Linked DNA regions of Homo sapiens: regions 2, 3 and 4 are each linked to region 1. A link is a loop called in an ENCODE intact Hi-C map of the cell type or tissue named here. Cell type or tissue: ovary. All regions are shown on one strand.

What was found. A loop is a pair of places that touch in the nucleus more often than their neighbours do. Peaks named below come from ENCODE experiments on the same cell type or tissue, not always from the same donor. Only the 100,000 strongest peaks of a DNase experiment are listed, where the experiment ranks them.
Region 2: it touches region 1 in a loop (4-fold over the local background); 3 of 110 quality-filtered maps call a loop at or near these places.
Region 3: it touches region 1 in a loop (3.0-fold over the local background); 33 of 110 quality-filtered maps call a loop at or near these places.
Region 4: a loop joins it to region 1, with 2.6 times the contacts of the local background. A loop is called at or near these places in 31 of 110 quality-filtered maps.

What each region holds. Positions count from the first base shown.
Region 1 is chr1:15,425,636-15,428,135 of GRCh38, forward strand. It overlaps EFHD2 (EF-hand domain family member D2), which reads left to right. Exons shown (of 4, transcript NM_024329.6): 2 at 236-383; 3 at 1,515-1,649. Among named protein-coding and RNA genes, the nearest start is that of CTRC, 12 kb to the right of the region's middle. RefSeq lists enhancers at 425-1,325, 1,326-2,224. In ovary, CTCF peaks have their summits at 1,558 (motif pointing right) and 1,769; a DNase peak (open chromatin) is centred at 1,526; H3K27ac peaks cover 1,145 bases.
Region 2 is chr1:15,740,355-15,742,854 of GRCh38, forward strand. It overlaps SLC25A34 (solute carrier family 25 member 34), which reads left to right. Exons shown (of 5, transcript NM_207348.3): 5 at 1-1,038. It overlaps TMEM82 (transmembrane protein 82), which reads left to right and starts at 2,145. Exons shown (of 6, transcript NM_001013641.3): 1 at 2,145-2,293; 2 at 2,481-2,500. The coding sequence starts at 2,206. All of the region lies in intron 1 of SLC25A34-AS1 (SLC25A34 and TMEM82 antisense RNA 1), which reads right to left. RefSeq lists enhancers at 1,255-1,324, 1,726-2,500. In ovary, a CTCF peak has its summit at 1,210 (motif pointing left); a DNase peak (open chromatin) is centred at 1,207.
Region 3 is chr1:15,133,537-15,136,036 of GRCh38, forward strand. The region is part of intron 1 of TMEM51-AS1 (TMEM51 antisense RNA 1); the gene reads right to left. Among named protein-coding and RNA genes, the nearest start is that of TMEM51-AS1, 18 kb to the right of the region's middle. In ovary, no CTCF peak of the experiment used is centred here; no DNase peak of the experiment used is centred here.
Region 4 is chr1:15,127,560-15,130,059 of GRCh38, forward strand. All of the region lies in intron 1 of TMEM51-AS1 (TMEM51 antisense RNA 1), which reads right to left. Among named protein-coding and RNA genes, the nearest start is that of TMEM51-AS1, 24 kb to the right of the region's middle. In ovary, a CTCF peak has its summit at 1,146 (motif pointing right); a DNase peak (open chromatin) is centred at 1,152.

The DNA of each region.
Region 1 (2,500 bases):
TATTCGACATGCAGGAGGCTGCCAGGCCCTGTGGTGAGTTCCCCGTCATCAGAGGTAACCAAGCAGGAGCTGAGCCACATATGGGTCCTCTGCCTGGACTGAGGTCCCTTCCAACAGTGACGGGATTTTATGGTTGGTAGGAGATGCCCTCTGATCCCCCAGTCTCCTTGCACTCAAGCCTGCGGCCTCTCTGACTGAGCCAGTGCCAAGATGTCCTCTCTTTTTGCATCTGCAGGTATGATGCCGGGCGGGACGGCTTCATCGACCTGATGGAGCTAAAACTCATGATGGAGAAACTTGGGGCCCCTCAGACCCACCTGGGCCTGAAAAACATGATCAAGGAGGTGGATGAGGACTTTGACAGCAAGCTGAGCTTCCGGGAGGTAAGCCCGGCCCCCAGCCCCACTCCCCTACCAGGGGCTTCACCTGAGGACCTGGTGGCCCGGGAGAGACCAACCCCCACCCTTTGTCAATGAATGAATGACATTGCCATTGAACAGCAGCTGTGAGCAGCTGCTGCTTGGCTGAGTGAGGCTTCAGAGGGCCTGTTACAGCAGGCACCAGGGAGGGTTCTGAGATCCTCTCGGGGAGGAAGAGGAGGGAGGGACAGCCCTTCCTTCACATAGGGAGCATATATTGAGCGATTTCTGTATACTTGACCCTGTGCAGGCTCTGGGGTAGAGAAAGGCCCTGTGCTCGAAGGTTCCTGGAAGTGTAGAGGGGGAGACACCACAGAAGGAAATCAGGGCTGTGATGCAGAGGAAGAGGGCCACGGCACTGGGTGACTTCACGCCCAGGATCTCACTCCGAGACAGGAGCTAGGGGCAAGCCGGTTTCGCAGGGAAGGAAATGGAGGCCCAAGCCAGACAGCGATGATACTGGACCCCAGGAAGTACAGGGATGGACCCCAGGAAGCACAGGGTTAGGTGTGGGGACTCGAGGCCCAACTGGGGCCCAGGAGGTCTGGCAGGAAGCATGAAGGATGCAGGGAAGGAGAGAGGTGGCAGGGGCAGGTGGGGGAGTGCGAGTGGCTGGGCGGGAGGTGTGGGCAGTGCAGGGTAACAGCTTAGAGTTCGAGAGCAGGGTTCCATCCCTCTGACACGTTCAGGCGCTGAGACTTGGGGTGTCTTTTACTGTCATGGAGGCTCCCTCATTCTGTCATGACACCTGTAGGACTCAATACATGGAACGCAGAGTAGGTTCACTGGGCAACAGCGGGAGACAGAGGTAAGAGGTAGGCTGAGGCCGTGTCGTCGGGAGCTGGTGTGGGCGGGTCAGGGCTGCAGTAGGCCAGCATCCTGGGTGGCAGATGAGTCATATCTCCTCCCATTGTACAGTTGGGCAGAGGCCCAGTGAAGGGGCTCACGGGAGCAGCAAGGGGCGAGACCCAGCTCACTGCCCCCCAGTCCTTCTCTGCAGGGGAGGCCTGAGGCTGGGGCCTGGGTGCGGCCAGGGACTCCGGCTCCCCTCCTTCCCTCCCTTCCTGACACCGCGCGCCTCCCTCCCCGCTGCAGTTCCTCCTGATCTTCCGCAAGGCGGCGGCCGGGGAGCTTCAGGAGGACAGCGGGCTGTGCGTGCTGGCCCGCCTCTCTGAGATCGACGTCTCCAGTGAGGGTGTCAAGGGGGCCAAGAGCTTCTTTGAGGCCAAGGTGAGGAGCCCAAGGGGTGCCCTGACCCACGCTCCAGGACAAGGGGACCCTGGGTTGGTGCGAAGTTAATAGGTCCCCTTCCCGTCCCTGCTGAGGCTGCAGACAGAGATGGGAGCTGACTCCCTGCCAGGCTGGGCCAGGCCCACACGCTCTGTCTTCTGTCTTCTCCCACTCCTGGCTGAGATCCTTGGCAGCCGCCAAGGGGGTGGGTGAGGGGGGTGTACTCTTGAAAAGGGGACAGGGATTACCTTGAGGTGCCCTGGCCCTGGCACACAGAGCTGCTAACACAGAGGACTGGGCCTTAGGAGGGCAGGCCCAGAAACACAGCACTGGCTCTCCAGGGTCCCCGGTAGACACCAATCCCACCAGCCCCAGCCTAGGAGGAAGCCTGCGGGCTCAGAGACCACCTGCATGCATGACACCCTCCCCTTTCAGCAGGTTCTCAGATGGAGGAGACACCTGTGATCTAGTGGCTCCTGGGTCCTGCCCACCCGGGGCCCCAGCTCTCCCGCCTTGTTTCTCTCTTTCCTTGCTAAGAACATTCCTTCCAGAGACTGCCTCCCACCACCCTCTGGGCTTCGGAGCATTGGTGGAACTTTTCAGGGTTCATCAGTGGAACTGGGTGTGCCGCTGGGCTCCCCGGACAGGAAGCAGAGGATCAGGATGGCAGCAGCTTGAGCGACTCCCTTCGAGCGCCCTTGCTTTGCAGCAGCCACAGAATATAGGTTCTCTATTTCAATCCTCTCAACAACTCCCTAAGATCAGAGTTATTGGGTGCCAGGTTCTAAGTGAGGAAACTGAGGCTCAGGAAGGTGAATGAAGTGCCTGACCCAGGGCCAGAGCTGGTGAGG
Region 2 (2,500 bases), 310 kb after region 1:
GCAACCTTGGCCTCCTAGGTTCAAGCAATTCTCCTGCCCCAGCCTCCTGAGTAGCTGGGATTACAGGTGTGTGCCACCACACCCGGCCAATTTTTGTATCTTTAGTAGAGATGGGGTTTTGCCATGTTGGCCAGACTGGTCTCGAACTCCTGACCTCAAGTGATCCACTGGCCTTGGCCTCCCAAAGTGCTGGGATTACAGGCATGAGCCACCTCACTTGGCCCAATTTTAACTTAATTATCTCTGTCAAGAGCCTATCTCCATATACAGTCACATCCTGAGCTACTAGGGGGTAGGACTTCAACATGCACTTCTGCAGGGGCCGCAGTTCAGCCAACATCATCTTTTTTTTTGAGATGGAGTCTCGCTTTGTTGCCCAGGCTGGAGTGCGGTGGTGCAATCTCGGCTCACCACAACCTCCACCTCCCAGGTTCAAGTGATTCTCCTGCCTCAGCCTCCCGAGTTGCTGGGACTATAGGTGTGCGCCACCATGCCCAGCTAATTTTGTATTTTTAGTAGAGACAGGCTTTCGCTGTGTTGGCCAGGCTGGTCTTGAATGCCTGACCTTGCCGCCCGCCTCGGCCTCCCAAAATGCTGGGATTACAGGCGTGAGCCACCGCGCCTGGCCTCAGCCAACATCATCTAAGGGCTCTCACGGAGGGCCTCCCAGCTGCCCGCCCTGTGGGCATTTGCACATATCCTGACAAGCCTGAAAGAAGCTCCGGGTGCCCATTGTTCAGTCCAGGTGCCCATTGTTCCCGGGACTGAGGCCCGGGAAAGGGAAGCGACGTGGCAGGGCCAGCAGCAGACCCTGGGCCTTTCTCTAGACTGAGCACCATTCCCCGTGGGTGTGCTCTCAGCGCCGCACCGACCTTCACACTGCAGAGATGGATGCCAACTCCCTGGCAGGGGCAGGACTGCTGCCGAGCAGCCCCACCTGCCCTCCCAGCCACACCCCAAGTCTGTAAGGGCCGCTCCCAGGAACACCTGCTACTGCACACTCCAAACCAATAAAGTTTTATATTTTGTTTACTTCAACGACCCTCCTCTGTGGTGAATCTCAGTCTCCCCCATCCCTGACCCCCACCTTCTGCTCCCTCTGCCCTTTCTGTTTGTGAAAGCAGGATGGGAGCCGTGGTCCACCTGTTCAGCTCCGCCCTGCTGGACCCAGGTGAGGCCTGCCACCTAGTGGACCCAGGGAGGAGCATCAGGAAGGGCGGCCCCGGCCTGTGGGAGGAGAAGGCTCAGGCAGGCTCGGGCTGCAGGAGATTCCACACCGAGTCAGAGCCGGAGGCTTTGGGAAGCTGGAACCAGACCTTACAAAAAGCAGGCAGAGCTGACCTCCTGGCTGTGGGGGAAGAGAGCCCCAGACCTCAGGCTGAGAGGGCACAGCTGATCTCTGGCTATGGGGGGATAGAGTCCCTACTCTCAGACCCTGGGCTGAAGGGTCAGAGCCCACACTTCAGGCTGCAAGAGGACAGGACCCACACCTAAGGCGGGGCAGGACAGATGGAGCCTGGGACTTCGAAGGGGCATTGGGTGGTTCAAGCCCTCAAGGAAGATTGCTATTTTTTTTTTTTTTTTTTTTTTTTAGACAGAGTGTTGCTCTGTTGCCCAGGCTGGAGTGCAATGGTGTGATCTCAGCTCACTGCAACCTCCGCCTCCTGGGTTCAAGCCATTCTCCTGCCTCAGCCTCCCGAGTAGCTGGGATTACAGGTGCCTGCCACCACGCCCGGCTAATTTTTTGTATTTTTAGTAGAGACAGAGTTTTACCATATTGGTCAGGCTGGTCTCGAACTCCTGACCTTGTGATCTGCCCACCTTGGCCTCCCAAAGTGCTGGGATTACAAGTGTAAGCCACTGCGCCTGTCCTCCCTCAAGGAAGATTTCAAGTAAAGTGGATGCCAGACTTTAGCAGGGACAGAGACCAGAGACCAGCCCAGAGACACCTGTCCCTTCACCCCACACTGCCCAAATGGGGAGCCCGGGCAGCAGCTGGCTCCAGGCACCCCGTGTGCCTGGAGCTGGGACCTTGCCCTTCTGGGCCTCGAAGGGTTAACACCCCTGGCTCTCCTCCCCTCCCCTCCCCTGGGCCTTTGACCCCTCCCAGCCTCTCTCCTTCCCTCCACCGACACCTTTGCCCAGTGACGTTGGTCTGTCCTTACGCAGACCTGGCCGGAGGCTGGGGCTCCTTCCGGGGCTGCCATGTTCTCTCTTCCATCCCTCCCCTCCTGGCTCCCCGGCCTCCCCTCCCTCGAGTGGGGCTCTAGCCTCCTTGACTCCCTCCTGCAAGGTGAGCACCTCGCCCCATTCCTGCCTTGGCCCCGCCCCCTTCCAGCTCTTTGCAGTGCAGGGTGGACCCCACCCACCTGGTCTCCCGACACCCCTGCCCCTTGGCCGCCCCCTCTGACCCTACCAATGAAGCCTGCCCTCCTAACACCCCTGCACGCTGCCTCGCTGCCTCCCTCCCGCCCCCTCAGGCCTGATCGGGGCCCTTGGA
Region 3 (2,500 bases), 290 kb before region 1:
ATAAGGGTCTTTTCCCTTCACTCAGCTCTCATTCTCCTTCCTGCCACCCTGTGAAGAAGGACGTGTTTGTTTCCCCTTCTACCATGATTGTAAGTTTCCTAAGGTCTCCCCAGCCATGCTGTACTGTGAGTCAGTTAAACCTCTTTCCTTTATAAATTACCCAGTATTGGGTATGTCCTTATAGCCACGTGAGAACGGACTAATATACAGAGCCAAGGCATGTTTGAAGTACCTGGAGAGTTTAAAAACCCTAATGTTAGAGTTCCTTTCCACCCCAGAAGGTTCCTATTCAATTGGTTTGAGGTGGGTCCCACAGTTATTCTTTAAAAGAAGCTGCTAACATGTGGACAAGATTGGATATCACTGCTTTCTCAGCCCAACTGCACACCCAAGGTAAGAGTTTCCTAAGACACCTTGACAGGTGCATCTGGCCCAGGTCTCAGATGTTTTCCCGCCTTCCTGCTGCTGAGACCAGAGCAAGCACTGTGTTAATGCTGGCTGCCACTACTATTATTGTTGTTATCATTTTTATTGTCACCATTAGTATTGGATCATAGCTGCAAGTTCAGCCCACCTGTTCCCTCCCCGTATTCCACGTGGAACCCTGTGGTTTCAGTGAAGCATGGGAGCTTCGTGTTCCATTCTCCTGCCTGTCCCTGGAGATTGGGTCAGCAATGAGCATGTGACCTCATCAGAGCCAATACGATTCCATTCCAGGACTTATATTGAACTATTGGCCAAGAGAAATACTCTCTTTTCCCCTTGGAGGATGACAGCCTGGAGGAGCCAGAGGCACCACAATGAAAAAGAGAGGCTGCCTAAGAATAAGACAGTACAGAAGAGGTGAAGCCAAGAGCTGGAGAGAGATCTCGTCTAAGATGACACTGTTTGATATCCTATTCTGGGCAGAGGGAACAGCAAATGCAAAGGCCCTGGGGTCAGAGGCACTGGGGTCCGGGCTGAAGAACATTGAGGAGGACCTTTTGGCTGGAGTGAGGTGAGTGGGAGGGGGGTAGGAGCTGAGGTCAGAGAAGTGAGGCAGGCAGAGGGCATCAGTAGGGCATTATAGATTACCATAAGGACATTGACTTTTTTTTTTTTTGAGATGGAGTCTTGCTCTGTCCCCCAGGCTGGAGTGCAGTGGTACAATCTCAGCTCGCTGCAGCCTCTGCTTCCTGGGTTTAAGTGATTCTCCTGCCTCAGCCTCCCGAGTAGCTAGGATTACAGGCGCCTGCCACCACACCTGGCTAATTTTTTGTATTTTTAGTAGACACAGTGTTTCACCATGTTGGCCAGACTGGTCTTGAACTCCTGACCTCAAGTGATCTGCCCACCCACCTTGGCCTCCCAAAGTGCTGGGATTACAGGCGTGAGCCACTGCGCCCGGCCTCAAAATGGTCTCTTGAATGTTGAATAGAGTAAATGTGACATCTGGCATCTACACATGGACATAAAGATGGAAACAACAGACACTGGAGGCTATGAGGGAGGAGAGAGAGACGGGAGCAGGGGTTGAAACCGATCTGTTAGGTACCACGCTCACTACCTGGGTGACGGGTTCCATCAAACCCCAAACCTCAGCGTCACGCAATATACCTTTGTAACAAACCTGCACATGTACCTGCTGAATCTAAAAGTTGAAAAAAGAATAAATTTAAAAAATAAAAGCTTGCATCCAAAAACCATGGAAGAATGGTTACTAGAAAACCCTAAACATTGATGACAATGGCTCCAAGGTAGCCCAATTATCTCTGGGGAAGATCAATGCATCTAATTGTTCCTCCCAATTTACAGACAAAGCTGAAGGGGTGGGTTGCCCCTCCACACCTGTGGGTGTTTCTCGTTAGGTGGAACGAGAGACTTGGAAAAGAAAGAGACACAGAGACAAAGTATAGAGAAAGAGAAAAGGGGGCCCAGGGGACCGGCGTTCAGCAGACAGAGGATCCCCGCCGGCCTCTGAGTTCCCTTAGTATTTATTCATCATTCTTGGGTGTTTCTCAGAGAGGGGGATGTGGCAGGGTCATAGGATAATAGCGGAGAGAAGGTCAGCAGGTAAACACGTGAACAAAGTTCTCTGCATCATAGACAAGGTAAAGAATTAAGTGCTGTGCTTTAGATATGCATACACATAAACATCTCAATGCCTTGAAGAGCAGTATTGCTGCCCGCCTGTCCCACCTCCAGCCCTAAGGCGGTTTTTCCCTATCTCAGTAGATGGAACATACAATCGGGTTTTATACTGAGACATTCCATCGCCCAGGGACAGATGCCTTCCTCTTGTCTCAACTGCAAAGAAGCGTTCCTTCCTCTTTTACTAATCCGCCTCAGCACAGACCCTTTATGGGTGTCGGGCTGGGGGACGGTCAGGTCTTTCCCTTCCCACAAGGCCATATTTCAGACTATCACATGGGGAGAAACCTTGGACAATACCTGGCTTTCCTAGGCAGAGGTCCCTGCGGCCTTCCGCAGTGTTTTGTGTCCCTGGGTACCTGAGATTAGG
Region 4 (2,500 bases), 300 kb before region 1:
TTGTTTTGTTTTGGGGAGACAGAGTCTTGCTCTGTCACCCAGGCTGAAGTGCAGTGGCACGATCTTGGCTCACTGCAACCTCTGCCTCCTGGGTTCAAGTGATTCTCATGCCTCAGCCCCCTGAGTAGCTGGGATGACAGGCATGAGCCACCACACCCGGCTAATTTTTGTATTTTTAGTAGAGACAGGGTTTCGCCATGTTGGCCAGACTGGGCTCGAACTCCTGACTTCAGGTGATCTGCCCGCCTCGGCCTCCCAAAGTGCTGGGATTACAGGCGTGAGCCACCGCGCCTGGCCTGTTATTTTTTTTAAGCAGCATAAATGCCTCCCTCCCAAAACATCTCCTTCCCCCAACCCCATTACAGACCCTCAAGCCTTTTCCATGCCCCTTGTCCTTCTTCCATGGTCTCCCCTTCCATCTCTTCCTTCTCTGGACAATCCTCTCATAAATACATCCCTGAATAAGGACACCGTGCTCCCACATAGGCCCAAGCAGTGGAATCGTAATGAAGGGCCCAATTCCCAAGGGTCAGGCCCTGTGCCCTTTACATGAGATCTAATTGAGTCCTTGCTGTAATCCTGGCAGACAGGTACTCTTATCCCCACTTTACAGAGGCAGGAAAAAGTTAAGACACTGGCCCCGGGTCACATAACTAGTAGTATCAAAAGTAGGGATTCGAACCCAGATGTTTTTAACTGCTATCCTCCCTTAACCTGGACTTTATGCTCCTAGTAATACGATCGAATATTGTATCAGCTTTTAAAATAATCTACATCCCACAGTTGCCTCATTTATCTTGTGGGCAGCTGAATGGGTGGTGTTCAAGTCAAGCTGCTCACGAGAGTCACTGGAGTACTCTTGTTAAAAGTTCCGATTTCTAGGTCCTTCTCCAAAGCCAATAATTTAGGGTTTTGAGATAGGGCCTAGGGAATCTACACGCTAAAGTTAAAATGCTTATTTCCAGGCCTCGGGATTTCTGATTCACTAGGTGTGGGGTGAGTCTGGAGCCTACGTAGTTTTTAAACTTCCTTTGGTGATTCTGTGGCATGACCAGGGGCCTGGGACCAACCGCCCTGGTATATATGGCTCCACTATAGGCAGCGCCTGGGCCATTATAGCTCGCAGTCCCAGAACTCGCCACTAGATGGCAGGACAATACGCCCCTCACCAGCCTAGCCCAGCTCAGCTCAAGAAGGACCAAAGCAGCCTAGGCCACTCAGAGATCCAGGCCCAGTAGACAAAGTTTCAGGTGGGCAGGGCCCCCCACCATCCCTGCCAGCTGTCTGCAATCCCAAAAGGTGGCTTTTGGGGGGGAAATGGCTTTTGTTTTCTTTCCTCCACAGGATGCCAGAAACATCAGTGGGGTCGGCAAAATTTGAAAGCTGGCCTCAGGACAAATAAAACCTGTTAAGCCACCCAGATTCCCTTCCAGCCAGGAGGCCCAGATCCTGAGCCCAGCACGCTGTGAGGACGATAGACCACCCAGCAGGAGATGAGTTGAGGAATGGCCTGATGCCAGGCAGGAGGTCTTCCTCTGTGCGTGCAGCTCCAACGTGAAACGGCAGCTTTTTCCCTTCCTCTGAGGGGTGGCAGGCAGGTGGCCTCCTGGAGTAAAACCACAGGACCACAGGACCACGTGGGCAGCCCCAGGGAGTCAGACACACACGTGGGAACCTCGAAGCAAGACCCTGAACATCACTTTGTCCAGCCGCCTGCCTCCTCTTCATGTTCCTACACGATTAATGAGCCTCCCTCCTGGCCCCTGGGCATATGGGGAGCGCCTCCTCCTCTGGGTGCCAGGACCCCCCTGCCAGGGACAATCAGGCAGCCAGGTGTGGCCTGTGAGAAAGGGGAGGCCCTTGGGTCACATGAAAACTGATTCAAGGAAGGACTCCATGGTCACCAGAATGATGGGTCCCCAGAGGCCCACACTCTGGTTCCTAGAACCCGTGACTGTGATACTTTACATGGCAGAGGGAGCTAAGGTTGCAGGTGAGATGAGTGCTGCTCATCAGTTGACCTAAAAATAGGAAGAATATCTAGATTAGATTATCCAGGGGGCCCTATGTAGCCACAGGGATCCTTAACGCTGGGTGAAGGAGGAGAAAGAAGTGGGTCAGAGGTAAGTGTGGCTACTGAAAAGGTCAGAACGGTGCAACATGAGAAAGACTCAACTTCCATTCCTGGCTGTGGAGATGGAGGAAGGCGCCACAGACCAAGGAGTGCCGGCAGCCTCTCACTGCTGGAAAGGACAAGGGAACGGATTCTCCCTAGAGCCTCCTGAAAGGGACACAGCCCTGCTGACACCTTGATTTTAGCCCAGTGAGTCCCATGTCATATTTCTGGCCACTGAACCGTGCAAGAATAAGCCACCAAGTTTGTGGCAATCTCCTACAGCAGCCACGGGAAACTCACACACTGGGCAAGGTGGCTCATCAAGGTAGGTAACATTTGATCCTCAGGGACGAGGCTGGGTGAGATAGAGCAACGTGTGGGACT